Regions from separate parts of the Homo sapiens genome. Here region 1 is linked to region 2. A link is an interaction called in ENCODE POLR2A ChIA-PET data of the cell type or tissue named here. Cell type or tissue: MCF 10A. All regions are shown on one strand. Links, peaks and the distances in the headings refer to the core of each region. The heading gives the core; the rest is flanking DNA.

Region 1 (5,368 bases), core at 219-5,218, 50 kb after region 2:
CGGGATTCCAATTCCAGGGGCTCACCGCTCGGGTTAAAGTACCTGTTGGACACATTGATGATGTCATGAGTCCGCAGGTGCTGCTTTTCCGCTTTGCCGGCCAAGTAAATGGAAGACACGGCAATCAGGTAAGGGTCATAAGCGTCCAGGTTGGTATTGCAAAAGAACTTATGGTAAATGGTGCAAGCAGTGGCAATGGGAATGGACCTCATCCCTAGCTTGACACCTGCCTCCATGATGAACCTCGCCACTCGGAAGTGCACCCTGGCTTCGGGCGCCGGTTGCCCCTCGGGGCCCCGCGCTGCAGGCCCCCCTCCGCCGCCCTCCGGGGCTTCCATGAGGCCCGGCGGCCCCGGCGGAAGGAGAGGCTGCTTTGCGCGCAGAGGCCAGCAGAGCGGGGGGGGGGTGCTCGCCACTCCTCCGCCCCACCCCACACGAGGGTCCAACTCCCTTTTTAGAGATGTCAAAACTGAGGGTTTGAGAGGAGAAATAATCCACTCAAAGTCATACAGACACTAACTAGTTGGACCTATCAGTTTTGTCCCAGGTATTTGGAACAGAATCTCAAAATTTCCTTTGGTGGTATGATTTTCACATCTACTGAGTGTTTTACAAACCATGGGTACTTAAAATATGTTTATTGGATGAGTGAATGATTGGTGTCAATCTTGGTGAAACTTTTAAATCCCATCTTTGCAGTGTGCTCCACTGCAGAGGGCTGTGCAGGCTGGGAGGGAAGGAGGGCCCAGGGGTCAGAAGTATGCAGTCCCCCCCCGGCCCTTGTAGGGGAACCCATCCCTGCAAGAACCAGTCACATCTCCATAACACCAACCGACCTTCTGAAGGTCCAGGATCCCTCACTGCCTCTTCCCAGAAAGTGTCTATTTCCTTCCCACTTTGTCTCCCTGAACCAGCCTTCAGGAACCCTGGGGATTCCAGGACCCTCCCAAGTTTGGGTATGGAAGGGACTTAGCACTGGCAGATGGGTGGGAGAGGAGAATAGATGAGGTTCACCGCAGGTTCTTCTTACACATGAGGGTACGAGGCCCCGAAAGGGGAAGCAGCTTGCCCCAGGTTAGTGGAGCAGGGCTAGATGGGCTTAGAACAGAGGCCACTGCTCCAAAGCTCTGATGGCCTAGAGTAAAGCGTTGTCTGATGCGCGCCCAGGGTGTCACTTTGGTGAGGCAGCCCACTTTTGTGGGCGCTCAAGCACGAGCGCCCCTCCGGAGCGCTCCAGAGCCACTCCGGAGGGGCGCTCATGCTTGAGGGACAGAATAGGGAGCAGCTGAGTCACAAGAGAATATTACTGGGCCGTATTACAGATTGGGAAAACAGAGGTTAAAGAGTTTGATAGCAGGCCGGGCGCCGTGGCTCATGCCTGTAATCCTAGTACTTTAGGAGGCCCAGGCGGGTGGATCACAAGGTCAGGAGATCGAGACCATCCTGGCCAACCTGGTGAAACCCTGTCTCTACTAAAAATACAAAAATTAGCTGGGCGTGGTGGTGCGTGCCTGTAATCCCAGCTACTCAGGAGGCTGAGTCAGGAGAATCGCTTGAACCAGGGAGTCGGAGGTTGCAGTGAGCTGAGATTGCGCCACTGCACTCCAGCCTAGCGGCAGAGCAAGCGTCCATCTCAAAAAAAAAAAAAAAAAAGAGTTTGATAGCTTACACACCACTAACAGGTGGCAGAGTCAGGACTTGAACGCAGGTCTAGCCAACTCCAATTCACACGCTGTATCCACTGGTCCACAAACATACCTCTCAAACATCAGGTCTTTGCTGCTCTCCTGGCCTTGGAGCCCTCTTTCCAGTTCACCTCTCAAATGGGCAACTGGGTTATATCATTCAGGTCTTAGTTTATCCTGCCTTCATAGCCTTCATCCTTATCTTATTTTGTGATTATCTTATTTCTATAACCCACCCATATATAGTGCCATGAGACGGCAAGTGACAAAGTAAAATTACTTTTGCTGTTTAGCGAAAATAGCAAAAGTAATTTTAGCTACTTATAAGTAGGAATTTTGTCTTGCACCAAAGTATCCCCTGAGACTATACTTATCAATATTTGTTGAACACATGAATGAATGAATGAATGAACGAATGAGTGAATGAATGCGTGGGCCTCCTGCCTAGCTTTAAAAGCCACATTCAAGGAAAAGGTGGCTATGAGCTTATCTTCCTTGGCAGAGCAGTTTTGTCCACTGTGGCGCTAGCAGAGAGCACACCCTTTGTTCTCCACGGGGTGGAAGACACCTCCTCGGTGGGCAGAGGGGAGCAGGGCTGCTGGTCTGCACCTACAGGCTGTTCTCAAACAGGCTCACCCCGCAGAGCTCTGGAAACGAGGTGAGCAGCCCTCCCACCTGCTCTCCAGAAAGCAACCTGCAGAGAAAAACAGCCCGGGTTGACCTGGATCCACCCGGCGGGCGCGGGGAGGGGCCGCAGCGGCATTGTTTGCCTCTGTGTATGGCAACCAGAAACCACGGCAGCCAGCACTTCTCAGAGGCACCCCGCCCCCCTTTATTTTAATCTCCTAAACTGATTTGTCAGCAGCAGGAAGTGACATGACAGCTTTCCTCACAAAAGGGAAACTCCTCCGCGTTACCATGGGGATGGAGGCCACTGTAGGATCACAGATTTATATAATCTTAAAGGTGTACACACAATGATGTCATCCTCTGACGGGCCAGGGGAGGGAGGGAAAGGGACGCCAGAGGCTGCAAGTCCAAAGCAAATTAGCTACGATTTGCAAAATTCCAAGGAGAGGATGCGGTGGAGGTGGGGGAGGGGGAGTGTTAGAGGTATTATAATGAAATAATGGGTGCCTGGAAACCACAGAAAAGCATAATGTATGCATTGATGCATTTTCTACATCCCAGAATTAGAGAGATGGGAAGAACAGTACTCAGATCCAGTGCAAATTGGTCATTTTACGGGGTGGGAAAACTGAGCCAGAAGAACTGCCAGAAGCCATTAGGACAGAGACAAGGGGATGGAAACATTTCTCCACGGCCCACTGTGTGCCAGGCACTTTACATTCATCAGCCCATGTCTTTCTCACAAGTGAGCCTCAGTTTTGTCCTCTGTAAAATGGGTATTGCTGTCAAAGGTTACTTAACCTTAGCAGTACCTGGCACACAGTGCTCACTCTAAAACTGGCAACCATCATTGCCACATTATCAGTATTAAAAGTCTTATTTCAATCTCTTCCTGGGAAACACATTAATAGACTTTAAGTATCTTTCATCACGAGGTATTAATTTTTTCCCAAGGAAAGCAGTCTGAGGCCAAATATGAGATTTTTCTGGAGGGTCTGAACACAGTGACTCCGGTACATGGGGATCAGGGGTCATCATTCCTGGCTCTCAGGGCTGGCATGAGGCAGAGTGGCTTGAGCCGGGAGAAGTGAGTGACTTGTTTTCACTGGCGGCTCCCTTAGGCAGCCGCTGTATTTTTCCACTGCGTGGATCACACTGGAGATTAATTTTGGTTCAGCCAGTGCCTGCCAAGCAGAAAGCGAAGGCCCTAGCCCACGGGGAAGTCAGCCATGGCATCTGTCACAGACTCGATGTCGCTGGTACATTTCCACGGAGAGAGATATTTACAATAGTAAATTTCTAGGCTTTGATAAAAACACTGGGTACGATTTGTTTTGATAGGCATGAACATACTTGTAATCGGAAACCCAGCTGAGGAAATGAGCTTGCCAGCCCAGGGTAAGTTCTTAGAACTTAGAACACAGGGATCTTTCAGACCCTGGGAGTCAAGTGGCAGACAGTGAGCCACAGGGGCAAAGTCAAGGACACTGATTCTGCGTAAAGACCTTGAACAACAGGACAGGACCAGAACCATAGCACAGGGTGCTCATGGATAAGGCGAATGGGATATTTCCTTTTCTGCTTCCCATAGCACTTTGTCCAGAAACAAAGAGTGGGGTGGGGCGCTAAGGGGCCAGTAATCCAAGAGCTTCGCTGTTTCTTAACGCAACATTATAGACTGGATTATGGATTGGTAGCAATTACATCTCTTCTGTTTTTTGCCTGCTTGGCAAAGGAGTACAAATTCAGAATATTATCCTAGAACAAGTCAGGTTTAATTGCTTATCTCAACAAAACTATGAAATCAGAGCAGCAGGTGACATGAAGGAGGCAACTACCAAAAATGCCATGTCTATATGCAGAAATGCCAGCGTGAATGTCCTCCACAATGTTAGCAATGGTCAGGTTGGGGATGGGCTGTTGCGGGTGATTTCTTTACATGGTATTTGCTTATAGTGCTTGGATTTTTTTTCTTTCTTTTTTTTTTTTTTTGCCAATGTATTTAAATTTTCACAAAAACAAAAGCCTTTTTAAAAGCAAAAAGATAGGTCAGGAGTTCGAGACCAGCCTGGCCAACATGGTGAAACCCCCATCTCTACTAAAAATACAAAAATTAGCCGGGCATGGTGACGCGCACCCGTAATCCCAGCTACTTAGGAAGCTGAGGCAGGAGAATGGCTTGAACCTGGCAGGCGGAGGTTGCAGTGAGCCGAGCTCACACCAGTACACTCCAGCCTGGGTGACAGAGTGAGACTCCGTCTAAAAAAAAAAAAAAAAAAAAGCCATGAGACGGGCAAGTGAAAGTCTGAAACAGATGTAGATTCCAATTCTCCTATTTCTGCCACTTAGCCATGCTGGGTCTCAGCATCTCATTTGCAAAAGGCCTTGCTGAGTTTCTCTAGGGGCAGGTAGCACACACCTGCCTTATGTCATGTGTTTGGAAAAACTTTTGTCTCCTCATAACTCCAGCACAGCTCAGAGATGGGAAGGCGACTTTTTATATTAACCTGAGGAGGGTATTAAATGAAGAAGGCAATCCAGACAAGTGGCTATTTCCTCCTAGCTTTGGCTCTGGGGACACCTTGGCATCCTGGGTGACATGGTAGGTTACAGAGCCGCTAAAATGGGCATGGGCAGACACACTGATCCAATACTAAGAGTTCAGCTGTAGCGTCCGGTGTTTCATGATACTCACTTGTCTTCCTCCCTTGCAACCCAGCCATTTCATGGGACCAACGGGCCACCACAGGGCATGGGATCAGATCTCAACACATTCTGCAGGCCCTTGTCGAAATTCTTCCCTAGTTCACTAGTGGGAGAGGGATTGGGTGTGGTTGCCAAAGAAATAAAAGCGTTGAAATTTCAATAGAAATGCCATAATTTATTCCATTGTATAAAAAAGTCATCCTTATGTAACAAAATGTCTTCTTAGAAGAAGAAATATATTATTTCAGGTCATAAATAATCAGCAAACATACAACTGTTGGCAACTAAAAAAAAACCCAACACTGGTATTTTCCATCAGTGCTGAAAACAAACCTGCTTAAGATATA
Region 2 (5,368 bases), core at 201-5,200:
CCAAGGTCACCCAGCTGACCAAAGCAAAAACAGGACTCAAACCCAGGCAGCCTGGAGCCAGAGACCACCCCCTTAACCAGGCATCACTCCGATGTGCCAAGAAGATAAATGAATCTTCTCACTGAGGCTGAGAAGGCCTTGTGAAATCAGGCCTGCTGGCCTCCCAGACATTGTTCCACAGCTGCCTCCTCCCATCCAGCGTCTCTGGCTTTCACACTCACCAGACTTCCTCCCTGCCCAGGGCCTTTGCACATGCTGTGTGCTCTAGGAAACCTCGCCCCATCCCCTGCTCATAACTTCCAATCAACCCTCTCCCCCAGGGTCCTTGGCTGCCTGGGCCACCGGGCAGTCCCTCGGGTATATGCTTTCATGCACCCTGAATTTTTCCTCCACGCATTTCTAACAAAGGCTGTATTAATACATCTGTGCAGGCGCGTGAATATGTTTCCTGATGGACTATGAATGTGGCCAGAGCAGCCATCGTGTCTAGCTTCGTCCATTGTGGTCCCCGGTGCCTATCCCAGTGGCACTGAATGTTTGTGGAATGGATGGGTGAATAAAGAAATGAATGCATCCCCGCAGATGGGGGGCTGCAAAGCCCTGGGGTCAGGCTCTCTGCCTTCCTCGCCTTTGTTCCTTCGTTCGCTGACCGCCAGAGGGCGCCAAAACCCGGGAAATGGCCCGCCTGATGCGTGGACTCCAGGGGGGTTCCCCAGCAAGGGGAAGGGGCCGGGTGCCCAGTGGGTGGGCGCCGTGGCCTCCCTGAAAAACACTGTGGACAAATAAAGACTAAGGCCTGGTTTGACTCCTTCCCCGGCAGCTTCTCAGCTGTGACCAGCAGACACCCTGCCTCTCAGGGGGATGGCAGAAATCCTTGCTGCCCGGTAGGAACTGAGCCCAAGGGCCTGAGGTAGGAAGGGATGTGTTTGCACAGCAAACATTCGTGGATGGAGCCAGCCTGAAAGGGGACTTCTAAGTGGGAAAGAAAAACAAATACTGGTCCCCTACTCTCACATGCCTACAATCCTGGCAACTCCCATAGGTAGGTAGGCATTGCTGTTCTCCATGTCTGCACTTGGGGAAACTGAGGCACAGCTGTACCCAGTGGAGCTTGGTGATGCCTTCCCACCCCTTGCCTGCCTACTGGCCACCCCTGCATCTAGCTGCCTCCACATGAGTGGTTCTCACAGTGTGGTACCTGGAGCAGCAGCAGCTCCTGTCCACCCAGACCTCCTGATTTAGAGACTCTGGGATTGAGCCCAGCAACCTGTGGCTAAAAGCACTCCAGAACATTCTGATGTGCAGTCAAGTATGAGAACCTCTGGTCTGCACCAGCCCTTTCTCGGGCCTGGGCAACACAACTGTGAGGACAGTGAGGCGGGACCCTGAGGGAGGGGAGTGAGAGGTGAGGCTGCTCCATGGGAGAGGTGAGGCCAGTGTCCCAGGCTGCCCAGAGCCCCCTGGGTGGGCAGGGCCCACCAGGTGGAAAAGCCCCAGAAGATACCTTGCACCTTCTGTGCCCACTCAAGTCCCAACAGACAGCCCGAGGGCTGCAGAGGGTTGGCAAGCACTGGCCATGCAGGTTCCCAGGACCCTCCCCTGCCTCCCCCGGAGGGGGCCTGGACAGCTGCCATCTGAACCGGTCCCCAGCCATTCCTCTGCATCCTAACATTGGAGAACTGCAGGCTCTGGAGGTTTTGGACCAGCCAGAGCCAGGTGTGAATTCTAACACATCTGTGACCTAATACAAACCCTGTCCCTCCTTTGATCCTTGGACTGCTCCCGAATAGAAGACGGTCATTATGAAAAAAAAGAAAATGAGAGTGGTTTAGAGAATCGGAGGTGGCTTGGGACATTCAGAGCAGGAAATGGGTCTTGGGGGTGGGACCAGCCGCAGATCACTGGCAATGAATGCCATCCTCAGAGCACAGATTTTGTCCCTGGGGCAAAGGCATTATCCCAGGCAGGCAAGATAATCAGATTTGCATGTTCCAACATTGCACCTGAGGGTCTGAGCTGATGAGAAGGCTGTCCCTGGTGGGCTCCTGGCACCAGCTCTGGGCCAGACCGCCTGGGTCCAAATTCCTACCCTGCCCCATCCCCACGGCTGCAGGACTTTGTACAACAGACATAACCTGCCAATGCCTCAGTGGCCTCATCTGTCAAAGGAAGATAAGGGGAGTAGTGTTCACGAGCATCAGATGAGAGACCTCATGTAAAGTCCATGGCGGAAGGGCCCCATCCCTGATAGCTGTTACTGTCAATCGGTGAGATTGGCCCCAGTTGGTGGGAGCCAGCTGAGGAGAGCAGTCTGTGAAGGCCCTCTATAGGCAGCTTTAGGAACAGCATGGCTCCGTGGGCACAGTGTTACAGGACTCCCTCCAATCCCCACTCCTGGGTGCCCCAGGAAGGGAACTGACGCCCGGATTGGACACTAGCCCCCTCCTCCTTCTCCCGAGGCCTTTGGCCTGGCCCTGCACACATGACCCAGCTTCCTGTTTGTGATGCCAGCGCTGGAGGGAGGAAATTCAGTGCCCCAGCCCCAGGGCTGCAGGGCAGGAATGTGGACGTGTTGACGTCAAAGCTTGTCCTAGTTCTGGGGAAGTGGGATGGGAAGGGCTTCCTGCTGAGCCACCTTTGATCCCAGGTCTGATCTGGGAGAGTGACCCTGGACAGCCGGCCCAGAGGGAGTTCAGACACCCAGAGCTTTCTCTGGTGGCCACCATGGGCACCAAGCTCAGGGTCCTTCCCCAGCATAGCTGTTTGGCCTTGGGCAAATCACCACGCCCCTCCAAATCCCCCACCTGTAAAGCAGGATTAAAAATGTGTATCTCAGAGCATCACCCACTCATCAGATGCGTAGTAAGCTCCTACTTTGTGCTTCATTCTAGGGATGAAGCCTGCCCAGGCTGTGGTGGGCTCTGGCCAGCATCCCCCTGGCTGGTGGGCCAGGGAGTGAGAGGGGCCGGGAGGAGAGGATGCTCGTAGACAGAGGCACAAAGCATGTCCAGAGGTGGCTGCTAGGAGATTTCCCAGCACTAGGGCTGTGACTCAGGCTGAAGCCTGAGCCCAGGCACTTCCTGGCTGGTGACTCAGTTTCCCCAATTCTACAGCGGCATCACACAACATCTGCTTCTCAGCATCGAAGAGGCGTTGAGGCATGGCCGGTATGTGTCTGTGGGGTCCTTCAAAATCTTATTTATCAAGCAGTTAGAGTGGGCTCAGGACTTTGTGTATGTGTTTGCTCTCTCAGGTGAGCCTGAAAAGATCAGGACTGCGACTCCCATTTTACAGAGGGATAACCTGAGGCTCAGTGAGGTGAAGGCAGTTCAAGATCCTTGACAGAGGCTCTGGATCACTGCGCTAGAAAGTGGTGGGGTGGGGAAAGACCGCTGGGCTTTCTGACTTCAGCAACACGTTCTCCAGTAACCAGACTTCCGAACAGTGGCAGACAGGGCCCTCTGCCTGGCAAGCACACACCACAGGACCTGTCCCACAGAGGGCCTCCCAGCCCGCTCTGCCAACCTCACCCACAGGCCCCCAAACTTGAGAGGGTTGACATAGGCCATGGAGACCTGTGCGAATGTCTGCCTTCCCTACTCCAGTCGACCCCCTGCATCACCCAGAGCACCAGGCCAGGGCCTGGAGTCACGCTCTCCTCTGCCCAGCACTGCCAGGAAGGCAGAAGGTGAGACACAGGAGAGAATGCATGGCGAGAGTGGGCATTTATTTGGCACGTCCTAGGTGGGCTGGGCTGCTCGATGAGATTTTAGGTATATTATCACCATCAGGAAGATTCTAGAGGTAATGAAACTGACATCCAAGAGGGGAGGTGACCTCTCCAGGGTCTCCACCCTGTGCGCCTCAGTTCCCCCAACTGTGACATTGGATGAAGGAGCTCATGCTCAGGGAGGCTGGGAGGGGTCCTGAGGAGGGCTCAGAGCAAGGCCTTGGGACAGCATAGTCCCTGCAAGGGAGTGACCGCTAGGGGCCTTCCTGGGAGCCTGCTGTGCCCTCAGCCCCAGCCCTGCCCACCCTCCCTTTCCCTCTCTGCCTTTCTCCAGAGCACGGCTCAGCCCTTTGGGGCTCTGCACTTTGGGGCCAGAGAGACCTGAGTTAGAATCCAGACCTGCCACTCACTGGTTATGCGACCTGGGCTGAGCGGTTCTTTTTCTCTGAGTCTCAGTTTCCTCATCTGTCTGCGTAAATAAATGAGGGTAATAACCAGCCGCATTTCAAGGGGTCTGGAGGTTAGGACATCATATCTTTCAAGTACCTGGTACGCTGTCTGACGCAGAGTAACCATTTAATAAAGCGGAGCTGTTGTTGCTGTCGCTGTCATTGTTGGCGTTTATTTATGAATGTCGAGGCGGCAGGTGGGCCTTGGTGGGACTGTACGGACATTTCCCGGATGCCCGGAAGGTGGCGCTAGAGACCCCCTTGTCGGCTCCCAAGAGAGCGCTAAGCATGGTCTTCACATCATCGGGAAGAAGCCAAACTTAGACGCCCGGATGGTTTCCAGCTCTGTTAATTCCCTGGGCAGATGCTTCCTGAACACCCCAACAATGTTCTCAGGTCCACCACTGGGGCTGCGGACCTGGGGCTCCTCCCCACCAGCCACCCCGCCCTCCCCAACAGGCCTCCACTGCCTTTCTCTCCCTCCCTTTGTCTCTCCTGCCTCCTCCCTCCCTTCGTTTCTTCCTTCCTTCCTTCTTACAAATAGGCACTGTGCACCTACTGTGTGCTGGGCTCTGTACGATGAACTGGAGATGCCCAGGGAAGAAGACCTTTGAAAGGCTGTGCCCTCTGGAACCTCCAAACTACGTGAGGACACAGAAATAAACAAGAGAAAGAAGAAAAAAAAAGATGCTTTCAGATCCTGGCAAGCATCGGGAGAAAATACAACAGGGTGGTGGGATAGAGGGACGGAGGAGCTGGGGTGAGGAGAAGGCGGGAGGTGGTCAGAGGGAAGGGCCGGTGTGGAGGGGGCCGCCGGAGCAAGGACCCTCGGACACGCAGCCCAGCATATCAGGGAGAAGAGACAAGAGGAAGCAGTCGGGTGGGGGCAGATGTGGCCAGAATCAGAAGCGGGTCTGCGAGGTACAGACTAAAGGGCCGGTCAACTGCTGCAGCAACCACAGCCACCACTAATGCTTACTGAGCACTTACTAGGTGCCAGGCACTGGCATTGTCCCATTTTATAGGTGGGGAAACTGCAGAAGGGACCGCAGCCAACAGTGTTTTCAGGGGCCCTGGGAGTTCCCAGGGCCACTGGTGGAAGAAGGAAGAGAGAATGCTCAGTGAGAGTGGGCATGCATTTGGCACGTCCTCGGTGGGCTGGGCTGCTTTATGCTATTTTAGGTACATT

Evidence for each region. ChIA-PET counts read pairs that join two places held together with the same protein. Peaks named below come from ENCODE experiments on the same cell type or tissue, not always from the same donor. Only the 100,000 strongest peaks of a DNase experiment are listed, where the experiment ranks them.
Region 1: POLR2A ChIA-PET joins it to region 2 with 14 read pairs; 32 of 35 experiments call an interaction of 5 or more read pairs at or near these places.

What each region holds. Positions count from the first base shown.
Region 1 is chr5:172,762,921-172,768,288 of GRCh38, forward strand. DUSP1 (dual specificity phosphatase 1) reads right to left here. Exons shown (of 4, transcript NM_004417.4): 4 at 5,176-5,368. It also overlaps the pseudogene LOC401218. Among named protein-coding and RNA genes, the nearest start is that of DUSP1, 5.6 kb to the right of the region's middle. RefSeq lists an enhancer at 2,494-2,713 and a silencer at 5,017-5,209. In MCF 10A, for the core only: no CTCF peak of the experiment used is centred there; DNase peaks (open chromatin) are centred at 2,601, 3,371, 3,861 and 4,741.
Region 2 is chr5:172,712,551-172,717,918 of GRCh38, forward strand. No RefSeq gene overlaps it. Among named protein-coding and RNA genes, the nearest start is that of MIR5003, 53 kb to the left of the region's middle. RefSeq lists enhancers at 239-846, 2,062-2,667. In MCF 10A, for the core only: CTCF peaks have their summits at 650 (motif pointing right), 2,321 and 4,409 (motif pointing right); DNase peaks (open chromatin) are centred at 671, 2,441 and 4,461.